Linked DNA regions of Homo sapiens: region 1 is linked to region 2. A link is a contact called in ENCODE Hi-C or POLR2A ChIA-PET data. All regions are on one chromosome and are shown on one strand. The core of a region is the stretch at or near the end of the contact, and the rest is flanking DNA. Distances in the headings are between cores, read along the strand shown. Region 1 holds the start of LRRC75B (leucine rich repeat containing 75B). Region 2 holds the start of ADORA2A (adenosine A2a receptor).

Region 1 (5,774 bases), core at 19-2,518, 170 kb before region 2:
CAGCCCTTCCTGCACAACAGGTACCAGTCCTCACAGGCTAAACACGTGCTCCTTGCTTAGAGAAGTGGGAACTGCAGATCAGTGCCTCAAACGTTCCCCACGCAGGAGATGTGAGCGTCCCAGAGCCGGGATTGGGGCTGCAGGGGCCCAGCAGGCCTGCAGCAGAGACCTAGGCTTCTGCTGAGGGAGCCCTGGGAAGTGGGATACACCTTGAGCTGGGTGGGTCCGTACCTCACCCTGGTCCTCAGAGGAGCCAGGGCCCCCATCTCACTCTGCCTGCCGCCACCCCCACCCCTTGTCAGGGAGGCAGACTGAAGCCAGCGGCAGATACAGCCCGCCTGCTGCCAGCTTGCCCAGAGCTGGGCTTAACGGTTAACCTGACTCTTCGTCCGGTTTATTTCCCAGGCTGGGGTCAGAGGTGGGGGCCTGCCCCAAACCAAGAAGCAGGAGGCAGTAAATATTTGCCAGTGCAGGAGTGTCCATGTAGCGTGAGCAGGTCCTACACCACAACTGCCAGCTGCAGAGATTTCTTTTCTTTTCTTTTTTTTTTTTTTGAGACAGAGTTTTGCTCTGTCACCCAGGGTAGAGTGCGGTGGCGCCATCTCGGCTCACTGTAACCTCCGCCTCCCAGGTTCAATTGATTCTCCTACCTCAACCTCCCGAATAGCTGGGATTACAGGCGCCCGCCACCACGCCCGGCTAATTTTTTGTATTTTCAATAAAAATGTGGTTTCACCATGTTAGCCAGGCTAGTCTTGAACTCCTGACCTTAGATTCCGCCTGCCTCGGCCCCCCAAAGTGCTGGGATTACAGGCGTGAGCCACCATGCCCGGCCTAATTTTTGTATTTTAGTAGAGACGGAGATTCACCATGCAGGGCATATTTCTAAAAGCAATGGGGGCAATACCTAACACTGGCACACACAGCAGAACCCCCCCACCCCGCCTAGAATGCTCTTTGCACGGTCAAAGCGACTATTCCCCAGTCAGCACTGGGGCCAGAGGGTAAAGAGGTGCCAAAAGCCACCTCGTCTCGGCCGAGCTCCGCGTCTCCCCTGGCGGCTCCAGGCCCTCGGGTTCTAGCGCCAAGACTGACGCAAGCAGGGCCTCCTCCAGTGTGATCAGGCCAAACCGAGGAACCCACTGGCCTCGCTCCGGCGCGGGGTGGGGCGGGCGCTCAGCCTTCGGACCCGGACGGGGCAGGGCCGCGGTGATTGGAGGCGGGGCGACTAGGGGCGGCCCCGGGAGCGGGGCGCAGACAGCCCGGCCTCCTGTGGGTTCGGCGACCATCGCGCGGCGGCCATGGGGGCGCGGCTGGGCCGGCGGGCCGGGCCCGAGGCTGGCTCTGAGGCCGGGGCGGCGGCCGGCTGCGGGCCCGCGCCCTACGAGCGCCGGGTGCGGTGGCTCCGCGAGATCCAGTCCACGCTCCGCGAGCGGCGGCCGGAGCGCGCCCGGCAGCTGCTGCGCCTCCTGCGCCAGGCGAGAGAAGGAGCCGTCCGCCCCTGGGCTGGCGGCCAGGGAGGGTCTGGGGGTCTGGGGGTCTGGGAGGCGCGGGGCTATGGGTTGTGGGCCTGTATCCGCCGGGAGGCGAGGCGGAGCTGGTCTCTGGCGCGCGCAGGCGGGTTCCGAGGGCGCGACAGGCTGCAGCACGCGGGGTCTTGCGTGGGCGAGAGGGCGACCGCCTGGAGTGAGGGCTGGGTGAGGTCGGCGGACCGTGTGGAGGAGGGGGCTGCTGAGTGTGTCCGGGTCTTTGGGGTTTGAGAGGGGTTGTGTGTGTTGAGGGTGGCCCGGTAGCCTGGACCTAAGAGCCCAAATTCAGGCCCTGGCAAGATGGGAGGGGCCCGGGAGGAGTGGCAAGTGAGGTCAAATCATCTTGTATTGAGAGACAATGGAAGAGGGTAACTTCCCCCTCCTCCAGGATCCGGGAGACAGTGGACCCTGGAGAGAGGACCCAGGGCTGGTCTAGGGATGCAGCCTCACCCCAAGACACCATGGCAGCCCACAGAGAGCCATCCATGCATCACCAGTTCTCCAACAGGCGGCTCATGCCCTTAGAGTACACATCCCCAGCATCTGTGCATCACAACACTCGGTCCGGTGGTGGCTCTGCTCCTACACACACCAGGTACACTAAACCCAGATCCCAACCCCTGGGTTGTCCCAGGATGCTGGTCCCCCCAATCACCTGGGCATGCCACTTCCCTCACCACCCCGTCCCCACCCCCTACAGCAGCTACCACCACTACCTGCCCCATCCTGTGAGCAGGAAGTCAGCCATGCAGGTGTTCGGCCTGCAGAAGGTAGATTAGAAATGGGGAAACTGAGGCATGGAGCGAAGTGGTCACCCCAGGGCCCACAGAGAAAATGTGGGGCAAGCCAGGGCCAGAGCCCTTCTTCCTCCCTTCCCTTCTCCACCTCCTCCAACTCTGGATTCAGCAGGCTGGAAAAATGGAGCTGTCCGTTTAAGAGGAGCTGTCTAGACCCATGGAAGGCAGGCTGGCAGGTTGCGGTCTGGGGCCCTGTCTGGGTCTGCCAGGCTCATCAGCCAGCCTTCCTCCTGGATCTTCCCTAGCTGGCATCTGTGGCAAACAGCAGAGCAGCACTGAATCAGCCAGACAACCAGAGGCACAGATCTCAGTCTGGGATGCTGCCTGGAGTCCAAGACACCAGTTGGGCATTTTAGCTGGGAAACTAGAGGGAAAGAAGGATCCTCAGAGACCACCTCTTTGTGTCTCAGAGGTTGGGATTTGAGGTCCAGCCGGGGCCTATCCTGCTCCATAACCTGCAGGGACCCTGCAGCTGTGACCCACGGCCTCCCCTGCCTGGCCCAACTTCCTGTGCTTGGGACCCACGCACAGAGCATATCACCTATGGATTGGAGAAGGCCCACATGGGGTCTAGAGGCCCCTCCTGGCTGTGGCTGCCCCATCAGCTCTCAAAATGTCCTCTAAAGAGACCCTCTGGGCCAGATGCAGTGGCTCACGCCTATAATCCCAGCACTTTGGGAGGCTGAGGCAGGCAGATCACCTGAAGTCGGGAATTCGAGACCAGCCTGACCAACATGGAGAAACCCCTTCCCTGCTAAAAATACAAAATTAGCTGGGCGTGGTGGCACATGCCTGCAATCCCAGCTACTCAGGAGGCTGAGGCAGGAGAATTGCTTGAACCCGGGAGGCGGAGGTTGCGGTGAGCTGACCTCGCACCACTGCGCCCCAGCCCGGGCAACAAGAGCAAAACTCCGTCTCAAAACAAAGAGACCCTCTGAAAGAGTATTCAGCCCCACACCAGTCCTGTGGGAGTAGACAGGAGGAGAAAGTGGAGGAGTGAGGCAGGAAGGCCAGGGCAGGTCTATGCAGGCGGTGGGGTGAGGGATGGGTAGGAGAGGAGGCTGGAGGCCTGAATCTTGGCAGGAGTGGTGGGGAGAGAGAAGGGATGACTAGGTGAGCTGGGGGAGAGAGGAGGACGGAAGAGTGCTGGGGGGTTCCAGAGCTTCTGGCCCCAGTGCCTGGGAAGATGGTCATGGAGGTGCCCTATACTGAGCTGGGGCATGGGTGGTGAGGCTGGCTTCAGGGTGGCATGCCTTTGAGACATCTGAGAGAGAGGTCCGCCCCCAAGGGAAGGATCCATACCTGTCCGCAAACAGATGCTGGCCGCAGCTTAGGAAAACCAAGGGATAGGTGGGAAGGCAGAGGATCTGAAGGGAACACTGGGGGACAGGGGAATTTGAGGGGTCATAAGAAGAGCAAACCCCCCCACCATAAGACGAAAGACCCCAAAGAATCCCACTGACAAGTCCTAACCCCAGAGAAGGCAGTGTCACAGCACAACACTACCTCAAGGGAACTGGTCTAAGGGTTCTGGGATTCACTTACCACTTCCCTGAGGGCTCCCATGTCCCTCCCCTCTACTTATCCAAAGGGTCCTCCAAGGCTGAGTGGCTCACACCTGTAATCCCAGCACTTTGGGAGGATCGCTTGAGCCCAGGAGTTTGAGACCAGTCTGGGCAACATAGTGAGACCCCATTTCTACAAAACATTTTTTTTTTAATTAGCTGAGCATAGTGGTGCCTGTCTATAGCCCCAGCTCCTCAGGAGGCTGAAGTGGGAGGATTCCTTGAGGAGGCAGATGTTACACTGAACTGAGATCACGCCACTGCACTCCAGCCTGGGTGACAGGGTGAGACCCTGTCTCAAAAAATAAATAAGCAAAAAAAGAAGGGGGCCACCCGCCACTGGACTGTTGGCCCATGGCCGCCTGTGGGGAGAATCCAGCCAGCCTTAGGGAGGAGATGGAGAGACAGGAACGGGCATAAGCAGCATCTGGCTGGCTGGGGTGGTGCCTCGAGATGGGAGACCCAACGGGCTCACTCAACTCTCTCTTCACCACTCACAGGACCTGGGCCTTGAGAGGACCCTCCTTCCTGATATCCTCTACAGAGATGTGGCCTTCCTCAACCCGGTCGACCCCATCTCCCATGACCTGCTTGTGAACCTGGCCCGGGACCTGCAGTGCCCCAAGAAGGTGAGGCTGGCAGGCACGGGCCCTGGGCTGGGCACTGTGGTGGACAGGGGGGCCAACAGAGCCCAGGGCTGGGGACTGGGAGGCTAGGTCCTTCTGCGGCTTGCTGTGTGGCCTTAGGCAAGTCACTGTCCCTGTCTGAGACCTGCTGCCAGCATCAGTATATTAGGCTGGCCACCAGCTAGAGCAAGTGTGAGCTGTGCTTTGCAGGACCCTCAGAGTCCTGGGCAGACCCATTTTCTGTGTGGCAGCACTGTGCACCAGGCCTGGGGGCCCAGACCAGGAAGACTATAGCTGGGCAGAAGTCATATGGGGACCCTGCGGGTCACAGACTGTTCTGAGAAATCCACCAACGGAAACAAACTCCTAGCCTCTGAATTCCTGGGCCAGAAGAGAGCCGCTCTCGGCTAGAGCCCCCGTCTGTCCGCAGGTCTCCATCCTGTACAGACACCCTTGCGGACGGGTGCTCACTGCTTTCCCCTACAACAGCTGGGGTCATAAGCAAGGCCCTCCTCCTTGCTGGGGTGGAGTTTGCCACCTGCAGCCTCCACCCCACAGCTGCCCAGAACCCCATGCTGACAGCACCTGCAGATGTCCTGCCATGAGCATCGACACAGCCCCAGGATGTGTGGCTGTGACCAGCCACCGGACCCAGACTCCTAGTCACAGTGAGTCCCCAACCAAAACCAGGGTATCCGCTCTGGGCCCTGCCAGCTCTGAATGCCCAGGTCTCTGCACAGTCGGCCCCTAGGACTCTGCGCCTAGCCCACGGCCATCACAGGAACAGCCAGGGCTTGCAGCTGCTGTGTGTGCTGCCTGCTCCTGGGGCTGCTCACAGAGGGACTGGATAAAGGATGCAGTGGAGCATGCTCAGTGCCAGCTTTGTGGGCCGCGCACCTCGGATTCCACCCTGAGCTGGGCCTCTGCCGGAGCCCAGTTAGGACTGAGAGAGAGCCAGGTGGTGGTGCTGTAAAACATTACATCCCCCAGCCCTGTCAGCCCAGACCCAGACCCCGCAGGCGCAGTCTCGCTTGGAGAGTGAGAGGAAGAAGAACACGCTGACCTGGCTTGTTCCTACTCCCTGGGATTGGCGTCAGTGGAGCACGGCTCCCTCGAGGGGCCTGGTCTGGCCTCCTCCCCCTGTGGCAAGTCCCCGAAGGGTGCTGAGGGTGGGCAGGCAGCCGGCTGATAGCCCGAGACGCTGGCCCTGGGCCCGAGGACAGGGAACAAGGGCTCATTGTCTGGGCTTCCTCCCGC
Region 2 (5,843 bases), core at 3,046-5,545:
ACAGATTTAAAATGGCTCCCCCAGAGTCAAAATGGAATTACTGACACCCCTCAGAAGCAGAAGTTTTGGTTCCCCAGCAGGCCTGAGCCCAGCCCCAACTCCCAGTGTCCCCTTCGAGCCTGTGAATGGTCTGGATCCAAATGGACCTCTGCCCGTTAAATTGCCCCTCTTTGAGAGCTAAGAGGCCCCCAAATCTACCCCCTCCAATCCTGAACCCTCATGGGGCCCTATGAGTGTGTTGCCAGCCGCCACCACCTGCCTGGGGACAAGAGGTCAGAGGCTGCCTTTCACGTGGACTCGGGCAGCCACCTCGTCTCTCTCTCTCTTCCAGGACATGAGGGATGGAGCAGGACTGGCAACCTGGAGAGGAAGTCACTCCTGGTCCTGAGCCCTGTTCAAAGGGCCAGGCTCCCCTCTACCCCATTGTCCATGTGACAGAGCTCAAACACACAGACCCCAACTTTCCCTCCAACTCCAATGCTGTCGGCACCTCAAGTGGCTGGAACAGGATTGGCACGGGCTGCAGCCATACCTGGGACTGGAGGTTCTCCTGCACCCAGCAGGCCCTTTTGCCCCTACTAGGAGCCTGGGAATGGAGCATTGACACAGAAGCAGGAGGAGGAAGGAGAGAGCAGAGCCAGAAACCCTGCAGCAACGGAGGGCCTGCAGCAGCTGGAGAGGGCCGAGTCCTCCCAAGCCCCTGCTTTCCATGGAGCACTTGCCAGGCAGCCATTCACAAAGTGTGTCGTTGGCAGGGATGCACCAGACCAGCTCTCCTGGCACCATCCCTGGCCACACTCAAGGAACACAGTTATCCCTGATGCTCTTGGCCTCTCTCCCTGAGCAGTACTCACCAGGGCCCACCTGACTCACGATAGCCCCTGCCCAACAGGTACAAGTGGAGCTGGTGCTGGCCCCGGGCTGCCTCCCACCCAGGTGCCTGGCCTGTGGCTCCAAGGTGGACTCCCAGGCCCAGCACCACCAGCAGCAGCAACAGGCGACTGTCCAGTGAGGCCCAGTGGGCCACTGAGGAGCCGCCTCTACCCAGGGATCCTGCCTCCCACCACGGCCCTCTCTAGGGCATCTGCATTGAAGGATGCCACAGCCTTCTGCCAATCTGACCATCCCAGGCTAGAAGGCTGATGCAGCCCCAGACCACGCTCCAGATTCAAGGGCCTTGCTGGGGGCAAACAAGGTGGAACATAACACGTCTGCCAAAGTGAAGGAGGACTCCCCAGTCCCATCACCCAGAGCCCTGCTGGTGGGGTCAAATCATCGGCGCCTGCCTCACGGGCTGGACTGGTGCCATGCCAGCTGGGATGCCCAGTTTGGGAGAAGCCTGACCAGGGCCTCTGTTTGGCAAGGCTTCCCTGGCAGCCCTGGGTACCTGCCTGTGTACCCCCGTTCTCAGGGTCTCCCCACCTTCTGTGCTGTGGGTCCCCATGCTAAACAGCACTAGATACCGATAACCTTCTTGACTATACTGAAGCCACCTTCCTGCTGCCCACCAGCCTCAGTGACAGCAACAGACCCCTCTGCCCAGGCCGGCCTCACACGGGGCTAAAGACACCCACGGCTCCTGCCAGCAGGGTCCACACAGGCCACCTCGCTGCCCGTCCTCTCCCTCAGCCCCTCCTTAAGCACTCCTGCAGGCTCTCCCAGCTGCTGCCAGCACATCCCGGGTGAGGCTTGCCCGGACCCACAGGCAACCTGGGCCCCTGCCAAGCCAGAATCCACTCTCAGCTGTGCCTTTCTCGGCCCTGAGCAAAGCAGATCAGTGGAGTCAGAGGCACCTTTGGGGCAGACAGGGGAAGAGGAGTGCATTCATTGGGGAAAGGTTGGGAGCTACCCAGCCGTAGGCTGGCAAATCAGCTCCTGGCCGGGGGCACCCTGACTTACAGGCTTTGCCTGATTTCTGTGGTGTAAATTCTCCCCTTGTGCCCAGTTTCAAGCTACTAATGTGTCGTGGACCGTAACTGGGGAGCAACACAGAGTCAGCTGGCCACGATGCCAGTCACTGCTGAGCTGCCAAACCTTACGCGTCCCAGGGGGCACCTGCCTAGAGGCCAGGCACTGCACTGGACCCTCAGACACAGCTTGTGCAGCCTGCTTAGGAGCTTGGGAAATGACTGTCATCTGTGATCTTGCTGGTCCCAGGAAGCCCATTTTACAGATGAGGAAACTGAGGCCCAAAGGCACGAAGCGACCTCTCTCAGCCTCACCAAGAGCACTGGAAGGTGGTGTAGGGCTGCGGCCGTGCGCACAGAGAGCACAGCAGCAGGAAGGCTCCTGGGCCTCCAGCTCCCCTCCCTCAGAAGCCTCCCAGAGTGACAGGAAGGTCAGAGGCCCCGGGGAGGGGGCGGGGCCAGGATCTGGCAATTTCCTATCCCTCTCTGTTGGCTCTGTGCATCTAATTACTCCTTGAGTCATCTGTTGCTAACCAGGAGGGGAAATTAAATATTAATAATGTAATACTTCTCTGTGATTACCCCTTGTTGGGGACAGATCAGAGGGCAGATGCTGCCCCATACAGACAGGGGACACATGCTGCGGAATGTGCATAATGCCTCTTGAAAGAACCACCTTATAGGATTCCACGCGGTCAGACTCAAAACTGCTGCTGCTTCCTGCCTTCCTCCTCACCTCCCCCAACCTGGCCACTTTAATTAAAACTCCATTTAATCAAAACCCACACATCTTCTGGTTCCTCATATGTCGCACTAGCAAGGCCCTCTGTACACATGCCCAGATGGTGGCTATACCCCCCAGAGCCTGCTGCACGGAGGTGCCCACCAGCTTCTAGGCAGTGACCTGCACATCTGCTCCTGAGTGCGGCTAAGAGCAACATACAGGACACAGTGCACGGACTCGGACCCGCTCCAGCCATGCCTGGCCTGTTCCTGGGCTCCAGAATCCCAGCCTTAGAACCCTCCTGCTGCTTTTCCATAACAAATGTTTACCAAGTACCTCCACCAGGCCTGGCAGCACCCCAACTGCTGGGCCAAAGGGAGGTGTGCCCCCGTTGCTGTGCCTGGCCCCATCTGAGCATATGGCAGGGGACCTCAAAGGAGGAAAGGACCCAGGACATTCCTGGGAGGCGGCTGCTGCCCTGCAGTTTCAGGCACTGCAGGCCACTCCCTGTCTCCACAACATTGGCTCAGCTAAGAGGAGTCGCAAATCAATTTCAAAGCGCAAGAGGTATATGAAGGCTAAGAAAGGTAAGCAACAGAATAAAAAACATGGAGGTGAATTCATTCCAGTAGGAAGGAAGGTAATACAGTAATCTAATAATGATTTCAGAGACCTTTAGAATCTCCAAAGAGGCAAAGAAAGGAATGGCATCCGTAGACAAGAATGAGAACTTCTGAACCGACTGGCGGAAATGAAACAAGGACAGGTGGATATGAACAAGAAATAATACAAAATCCAGGGACTGAAAAATAGAAGGACTGAAGTAAGGGATGTGGTGAGCTTCAGGCACACGTACAGTGGAAGAGACGACTGGGGATCTGAAGCTAGTACTGAGGAATTCTCCCAGAAACGCCATGAAGAGACCTAGTCTAGGAGGAAACGGTTGAGAGGCATGGGGTGGACTGAGAAGCATCAACAAGTGGCTTGCGGGAGCTCGGCAGGGCACGGCAGGTTGTGGGCCCCACTATGACTGGCTTTTGGGATGGCCCAGGGGGGCCTGGGCATGAACCTCCCAGAACCCAGGGCCCCAGGATCCCCATACCCCTTCCAAACTCATCAGCGCAGGTGCCTTCCTCACTGCCCAGTGGTAAGCAGCCACCCAGCACGGGCTCCACTTCCCTCCTGACCTCCGGGGCTGCCCGGTGGCCCTTACTTCAGGCGCTGGGTGCAGGCTGGGCCCGGGACCCAGAGATACACCTGGCATCCCTCCCCCACAGCCCGGGTGCAGCTGCAGCTCTCTGCTCCTGGTGGCAGGATGTGGGCAAGATGGGGCCAAGACCCAGCTCCCTGCAGCTGGAGGCTAAGGCTCTGAGCCTGCCTCACAGAGCAGCCCCCACATCGCAGCCCCGGGGCCAGTGCTGGGGGCCCCAGCTCCTGCTCCCCACACCCCCATGTGTCCAGGCTAGGGGCCAGGAAGGCCACAGCACCCCCTCCTCCCCGCCTGGGGGCCACTCACCCCCTCACACGAGGCTTCACCTGACAGCCCTCCTCCGAGGGGCCGCACCCCGCACCAAGGTGCTGGGGGCCCACGCTGTGCTGAAAGCAGCTTGGCTGGGGGCGGCTCCTGCTCCATGTCACAGTCCCTGAGGCCCAGGCAGAGCTTCCCCTCTGCACGCGGCTGCTCACATGTACACAGGCTGTGGTGAGCCACGTCACGTCACGTGAAGGATTGGCACCTGCACCTCCCTCAGATGGCGGGCAACAGGTACTATGCCGCTGAAGGGGGGACAAGGGAGTGTTTCTAGATGGCCCCGCGGACACAGAGCCCAGGAGTCCTGGGCGGGACCCTGTGGGAGGCTTGAAGGGGCAGTGCTGGGTGCAGGGCCTCACAATGCCCCAGGGTGGCTGCAATGAGGATGGGAGGGGTGAGGACCGGCTGTTGGGTCCCTGGGCAGGTGCGACGAGGCAGCCCCGGAGGCTGACAGGAGGGCAGGGTGACCAAGCAGAGCCTGGCCACTGCTTCTTCCCCACTGAGCAGCCTCCCCCAGGCTGGCTCAGGGTTTGCAGAGGCCACTGAGGGACCAGAGGCGAGTCCTCCTGTGACACGGGCAGACCAGCCCGGGGCCTCTGGGGAGAAGTCTCCTGCCCAGATGCCAGAGGAGACACCAAGTGGCACCATCGGCCTCCCTCTGCTTGGCCAGCTCCGGCAGCCTCTCCACCAGGTGACGGCCGATGCCAGAGACCAGGGCTGCAGCGGCACATCCGAGGAGTGGGCACAGAAGAGCAGCAGCAGCCCCTGCCCAGTGACTCCTGGAACAAGCTTCCCCTGCGGGGTGTTGGCGGGGGGTGGTGAGAGAATCCCCATGGCAACTCACAGAAACATCATCTGGGTGAGACTTGGAGGAGAAGGTGAAGGGAGAGAGGTATCGAGAGATTCTAGCAGAGAAAATGCCCGAAGCCAGGGTCCTGCCTTCCCTGGGCTCCCATCATCCCCTGTGCTGGGACGAGGGGCAGCTGCTCTGCTGCTCCTCTCTCCACCTGATCCTCCCCAGTCCCTGGCCAGATCCATGGAGTCCAGGCTGCAGGGGCCCAGGCCTCCTCCGCCATGAAACTGCCTCTTCCCACCACCCAGAGCCCCAGGTTCTGCACAGGATGTGGGCAGTTGTGTGGGGGCTCCTCTCTGCACCCCAGCTCCATTCCCTTCCCCATCTGGGCTCCTCTGCTCCTTGCAACCTCTGGACCACCCACCTCCTAGGACCAAGCCCCTCCTGTCAATGGCCCAGACCCTTCTGGGAGCTAGAACCCTCCCATTCACCAGCTCAGCTCCTGCCTGTGCAGTCTCCTCTCCACAGCACCCCCACCACACATGCCCTAAATCCCCTCAGCCTGTGCTTCCCGCCTTCATCCATCCATCCATCTTCTGTCTGTCCTTCCTCTGCTCTCCTGCGTGCTCAGGGCTCTGTTTGCGCTGCAATAGACAAGACAGACCCCGCAAACACGGTTGGGAAGGCAGTTCTAGCTCATTTGGGGTTAGGTGGCTCGGGTATTAGGTCTGTGAGAGGGTACTAAGACCTTCTTTGGAGTGTCAGGACACAGCTGAGAGCCACCAGGGGCTGTGGTCCCACACAGCAGGCACTGCCCAGGCCTCACCTGGACTTTGCAGGACGTGATGCTCTCAAGTCACATGCTGGCTCCCAGGCCAACTACCATTC

Evidence for each region. A loop is a pair of places that touch in the nucleus more often than their neighbours do. ChIA-PET counts read pairs that join two places held with the same protein, here RNA polymerase II (POLR2A). Pooled maps may share reads with other maps.
Region 1: a pooled map shows a loop between it and region 2 (2.3-fold over the local background). The contact joins the promoter of LRRC75B here to the promoter of ADORA2A in region 2. A Hi-C loop is called at or near these places in 4 of 37 single-sample maps with no recorded cell type and 8 of 50 pooled maps. POLR2A ChIA-PET finds 5 or more read pairs at or near these places in 3 of 52 experiments (Caco-2, OCI-LY7 and activated T-cell).

Annotation. Positions count from the first base shown.
Region 1 is chr22:24,588,567-24,594,340 of GRCh38, reverse strand. LRRC75B (leucine rich repeat containing 75B) reads left to right here and starts at 1,268. Exons shown (of 4, transcript NM_207644.3): 1 at 1,268-1,478; 2 at 4,392-4,520. The coding sequence starts at 1,302. It also overlaps a transcript of GGT1 not described here. RefSeq lists a silencer at 1,141-1,370 and enhancers at 855-1,847, 1,848-2,841.
Region 2 is chr22:24,426,051-24,431,893 of GRCh38, reverse strand. ADORA2A (adenosine A2a receptor) reads right to left here and starts at 4,295. Exons shown (of 3, transcript NM_000675.6): 1 at 4,148-4,295. All of the region lies in intron 18 of SPECC1L-ADORA2A (SPECC1L-ADORA2A readthrough (NMD candidate)), which reads right to left. ADORA2A-AS1 (ADORA2A antisense RNA 1) reads left to right here. Exons shown (of 7, transcript NR_028484.3): 6 at 332-997; 7 at 1,530-2,688. RefSeq lists enhancers at 1,473-2,434, 2,509-2,668 and a silencer at 4,105-4,214.